Regions from separate parts of the Homo sapiens genome. Here region 2 is linked to region 1. Evidence: chromatin contacts called from ENCODE Hi-C or POLR2A ChIA-PET data. All regions are on one chromosome and are shown on one strand. Each heading gives the region's core, a stretch centred on a gene start or an enhancer-like site at or near the end of the contact. The rest is flanking DNA. Distances are from core to core; before and after follow the strand shown.

What was found. Hi-C counts contacts between places; a loop is a spot of excess contacts on that map. ChIA-PET counts read pairs that join two places held with the same protein, here RNA polymerase II (POLR2A). Pooled maps may share reads with other maps.
Region 2: a loop to region 1 is called in a pooled map, with 2.8 times the contacts of the local background. The contact joins the enhancer-like site here to the promoter of SELPLG in region 1. A Hi-C loop is called at or near these places in 1 of 50 pooled maps. POLR2A ChIA-PET finds 5 or more read pairs at or near these places in 2 of 52 experiments (OCI-LY7 and naive thymus-derived CD8-positive, alpha-beta T cell).

What each region holds. Positions count from the first base shown.
Region 1 is chr12:108,632,637-108,635,143 of GRCh38, forward strand. It overlaps SELPLG (selectin P ligand), which reads right to left and starts at 1,258. Exons shown (of 2, transcript NM_003006.4): 1 at 1,104-1,258. LOC105369968 (a long non-coding RNA gene) reads left to right here. Exons shown (of 3, transcript XR_007063449.1): 2 at 1,695-2,507. RefSeq lists an enhancer at 730-779 and a silencer at 2,020-2,069.
Region 2 is chr12:104,477,303-104,479,809 of GRCh38, forward strand. All of the region lies in intron 1 of CHST11 (carbohydrate sulfotransferase 11), which reads left to right. Among named protein-coding and RNA genes, the nearest start is that of CHST11, 22 kb to the left of the region's middle. RefSeq lists an enhancer at 1,419-1,468. Within about 2 kb of position 1,254, at least 10 of the 41 ENCODE cell types and tissues checked have a DNase peak (open chromatin) inside an H3K27ac peak, as active enhancers do; they include OCI-LY7, where a contact is called at or near this core.

The DNA of each region.
Region 1 (2,507 bases), core at 8-2,507:
CCCAAGTAGCTGAGACCACAGGCATACACCACTACACCTAGCTAAGTTTTTGTATTTTTGGTAGAGACGAGGTTTCACCATGTTGCCCAGGTTGGTCTAGAACTCCTGAGCTCAGGCCAACCACCTGCCTCGGCCTCCCAAAGGGCTGGGATTACAGGTGTAAGCCACTGCACCCAGCCAAATATTCTAATTATTATTATTATTATTGTTTTCCCTTTTGCTAACAATAGTATCTTAATTCTAATATTTTAATAGTTTGCCACAGACAAGTGTCATTTCCTCAGTCTTATAAAAAGTGGGAAGAATGCATCTTTCTCTGAAAAGAACTTTTTTATGCGTCCATAACATGCAGCTTCAAGAGAAATCCTGCACTCCCCCTACTTTCTGGAGTCTTCCAGACCTAATCTCAGCTCTGCCCCTAAACAAATCCCTTCACCTCTCCCGACCTCAGTTTCCCATCCAGGAAAGGAGAGGATAAGATCATTTCTAGGGAAACACTCATGGTTTCTCTGATTTTCAAAATCAGAATGCCGCCAAGCCAGACGCTGCAGGCAAACTGGCCAGGGAGGGAAGTAAGTTAATGGGAGGCTGGGGCTGGTGGGTCACACCTGTAATTTCAGCACTTTGGGAGGCCAACGCAAGAGGCTTGAGGCCAGGAGTTTGAGACCAGCCTCGGCATCAAAGTGAGACCCCATCTCTAGGAAAGGTAAAAATATTAGCTGCATGCGGCGATGTGCGCCTGTAGTCCCAGCTACTCAGGAGGCTGAGGTGGGAGGATCACTTGTGCCCAGGAGTTTAAGGCTGCAGTGAGCCATGATTGTGCCACTGCACTCCAGCCTGGGTGACAGAGTAAGACCCTGTCTCAAAAAAAGAAGGAAAAAAAAAGTTGGCAGGAGCAGGATTCAGAAGAGTCACAGAATAAGGCCACAGACTCCAGGAAGACTTTAGTCTTGAGTCGGAGGAGCCTCAGTTTGCCCTCCCCAGGTGCTGCAGCTCAAGAAGGGCCTGGCGGTCCTACCCGGGCCTGCCAGCAGCTATAAGGCAGGCCCTTGGCCCATGGGGACCTCCAGCCACTCCCTGTGGTTTTGCAAGCCAGCACTTACCACCGTGCTCAGCAGAGCATGGGACAGCTGCCTCGTGGGCCCAGAAGAAGTGGCTTCTCTGCTTTAGTGACAAGGTCCCAGCCCACGCTGCCAGGCACTGCTGTGGCACCCCCTGCGGCAGTCCCGGATCCGAGCAACCCCCAATGGCTGTGTGTGGAAGGAGGAAGCGAGAATGTGGTTACTTAGGCAGGGCCATGTGACAGCCCACACCCCATTGTTTGTGACAGCTTTGGTGACAACATTGATAAAGACAGGGTGGTAGTGGGGCACCTCCTAGGTCTGACACTGTTCTTGGGTTCCCATAACTGTGAAAACACTGAGAACCAAGTAGAAGCTTTCTGGGGAGAAGTTCTTCGGTTTTGGGTGGGGCCCAAACTGAGAAAGGCCACAGCATTACTTCAGCAGCAATGGACAGTCGGGGCCAGAGGGAGCCCCCTGAAGGACAGGAGTGACCAGAGAAAAAGGAGAATGGTCTCGCTTCTTGCCCAAGATTGGTGGGGCGTGGGGAGGGGTGGGAGGTGGTCAGGGAGCAAAAAACACAAAATATGAACCTTCAAAGGGTTTGCAAATATGGTGTATTTCTTCTCGCAGGACTCAAAACACTCTCTGTAGATGCACAGCACAGGCCCTTTCAGCTGCAACCAAGAGCCTCTCTAGGGAGCTGGACTACAGATACCACAAGGGCAAGTCCTGCTTATCTTATTTCTTCATCCTAAATTTGTTCATTTGACCAACTCTGGCACTCCAGACTGCATGCCCTGAGGTCTAAAGGCCAGCAATTCTGGGCTGTGGCCCTCTGGTAGCCCTCCATCCAATGGGGAGGCCAGCGAGTAAACAATTCGGTGGAACATCATGCCACAATGACACAGCGCAGTGAGTGCCATCCTGCGGTGAGCAAGGGAGGGGCCTCTCCTTCCATCCTGGGTGGGGGAGGGAGGTTAACAGGAGGAGCTTCCAAGAAGTGGCACTTGAGATGACAAGCCAGGTGGGCATCCCAGGCAGAGAGCACAGCAGAGGCAAAGGCTGGGAGGCCTAAGAATACCCAGACACTTCCAGAAGGGAGGGAATAGGGGGGTCTCCCAGGATCTGCCCTGCGGCTTTGCACCAGGCAAGGGCTCAGGACATGCACAGAAAGATACTCATATCTTGCCTTGCACAAAGTTGTTTTTTTTTTTTTTTTTTGAGATGGAGTTTCACTCTTTTTGCCCAGGCTGGAGTGCAATGGCACAATCTCGGCTCACCGCAACCTCCGCCTCCCGGGTTCAAGCTATTCTTCTGCCTCAGCCTCCCGAGTATCTGGGATTACAGGCATGTGCCACCACCCCGGCTAATTTTGTATTTATAGTAGAGATGGGGTTTCTCCACGTTTGTCAGGCTGGTTGGTCTTGAACTCTCGACCTCAGG
Region 2 (2,507 bases), core at 4-2,503, 4.2 Mb before region 1:
AAAGTAACCCAGCTAGTAGTTGGTGGAGCTCGGATGCCCTGGCTCATCTGACTCAAAGTGCTCTAATAAGAACTTCTCTCTGCAAAGCGTGGGCTGGCATCTGCGAGAAAAATTTCTTTTTGTGATTTAGGAGGAAAAACATATGGAGAAACCCTATTGTCTGAATGCTGCGTCTCTCCCTAATTCATGTGTTGAAACCTAATCCCCAATATGAGGCTCTTAGAAGGTGGTGGTCTTTGGGACGTGATTAGGTCATGAGGGAGCCCTCATGAATGGGATTAGTGCCCTTATAAAAGAGACCCCAGAGAGACCCTCACCTCTTGTGCCATGGGAGGACACAGTGAGAACCAGGAAGTGGGACCTTTCCAGACACCAAATCTGCCAGTGCCTCGATCTTGGACTTTCCAGCCTCCAGAACTGTTTGAGCAATAAATTTCTGTAGTTTACAAGCCACCTAGTGCAGGATATTTTGATATAGCAGTCCAAATGGACTAAGACAAGGAACGATCCTTGAGCTGAAAGGAAAATGAACAATTGCTCTGCAGTTGGAAAGACACAATGATAGCTCTAGGAGGCATTGTGCACTCAATTGTCCTCAACTGATTGGAGAAAGGAATTCAGTTATGAGGAAGTTCATTTAGTGAGAAGGTCTAAGAGCTCTTCACATGTCTCCTATGACTCTAAGAAGGGTGATGGCTGGCAGCACCCTGAGAATGAAGCCTCTCCAGGGAGCTGTGTGTTGATGGGGCTCTCAAGTTTGGGAAGCAACCCCCCTAACAGGAAGTGGGGGTGGGAGACAGGGAGAGAAAAACCAAAGCAAACCCATAACTCAAACTGTATCTTTCTTCTTGCAAAAGTGAAAGACATTGCTGATCGTTACACACACACACACAAACACACACGGCAGATGGAGCTTCCTGTGTAGTATTTCTGTTACTTATATCTCCAGAAGGAAGGCCTGGGTATATTTTAATTTTATTATTTTCTTTTCTTAAACATTAAAAAAATGATTTCCACTAGCCCATACCAGAGACCCCAAAATACACTGTAAGTAAAAATGTGATGTTTGCCACGTGAATGCAGTGCCAGCACCTCTCTTCCACCAGGTCCACGTCCCTAAGCCTTTTTATATCTGAATTCTGGAGTCTCCACTGACCCCTTCCCCATAGTCTCTTTTATGTACACCCTGACTTCCCAGCAGCAGAGTGCCGAGATGGAAGCGGATGAGGGGAAGTGAGAATAAGTCTAAAATAGCTGTCTATTAGGTTTCCTGTTAAGTAGGATGTGGTCAGTTAGCTTCGGTTATCTGTAAGTCTAGTTCAGGCTGTTCCTGTTAACAGCTGAGTATTCACGGGGCCCCAGAGCATGGAGGTGCTTGCCTGGGAAGGAAAGCAATTATCAGAAATGTTGGGGCCCAGTCACTACCTTGAGGAAAACCGGTGGGATTTAGCCTTTTGGGAAATAAAGGTGGTGTTCCCTGTGGCCATCAGCAGCAGTGGCAGGCAATTTCAAGAGCTTCAGGAGGTGACTGGAACCATCTAGTCTCTGGTCATTTGGGGGATGAGATGACATGGTTTGGTTCTTAACACATAGTGGGAGAGGCAGTGAACTGGTGCCTTCATTCTAGGGGGTTATTGAAAAGGAGGTTTTTAAAACTGGAAATGACAACATGGAAGGAGCCTTTAAACAGTGCATGTCCAAGGCATGTCCAAGGAAAAGCCGTTTTCAAAAGAGTCACCTGTCTTTACTTGGCATTTCCAAACTTGCCTCAGATATCTTTCTGAGGGACTCTTAACGTATTGGTAGAAATTGGATGCAACTCCTTCCTTTCCCAACCCAACTCAAATTGGTTTAAGCAAAAAAAAAGGGCCCCCCCTTTTTTTTGGCTCAGGGAACTGAGCCAAACTCAGTGTGGCAGAGACCAAGCACCCTAGCATGTGATTGTTCATGCTGTGTCTGTCTCCTCATGGTGGCAAGATGGCTGCCTGCGGTTCCAGCCTCCATCCTAGCCTTTCAGCAGTCCCAGTAGAAAGAGAGAGTACTTCTTTTTTCCAGCAGTTTCCACAAAAGTTCTGGAATGTAAAGTTCTTAAGGGCAGGGATTTTTATATTTTGTTTACTGTCATCCCCAGCTCCTAGAACGGTGCCTGTCCTACAGCAAGTGTTCAGTAAAAATCTGTTGAGTGAGCAAATCTCATTGGTGTGGCCGGGATCACATGCCCAGTTTGAGAGTAAGGTTGGGAGTGAGAGAAAGAAAACTGGAGATGCTCTTATCCAAGACAGGCATCAGATCTTGTTTTTCTGATGAATAACAACCAAGAGAGGCAAGAGGTAAAAAATATATAATTAGATTTTAAAAAGTCTTGCACTCTTAGGTAGTAGGTAGTATGCTAGGAAGTTTTTTGCCACTAGGAAAACCTATTTGGACTGAAAATGGCCGCATGAACTTTTGATTCTGTTTACCTCCTGTTGCTAGAAGACAAATGTGTTCCTATGGCTTGAAGAAGC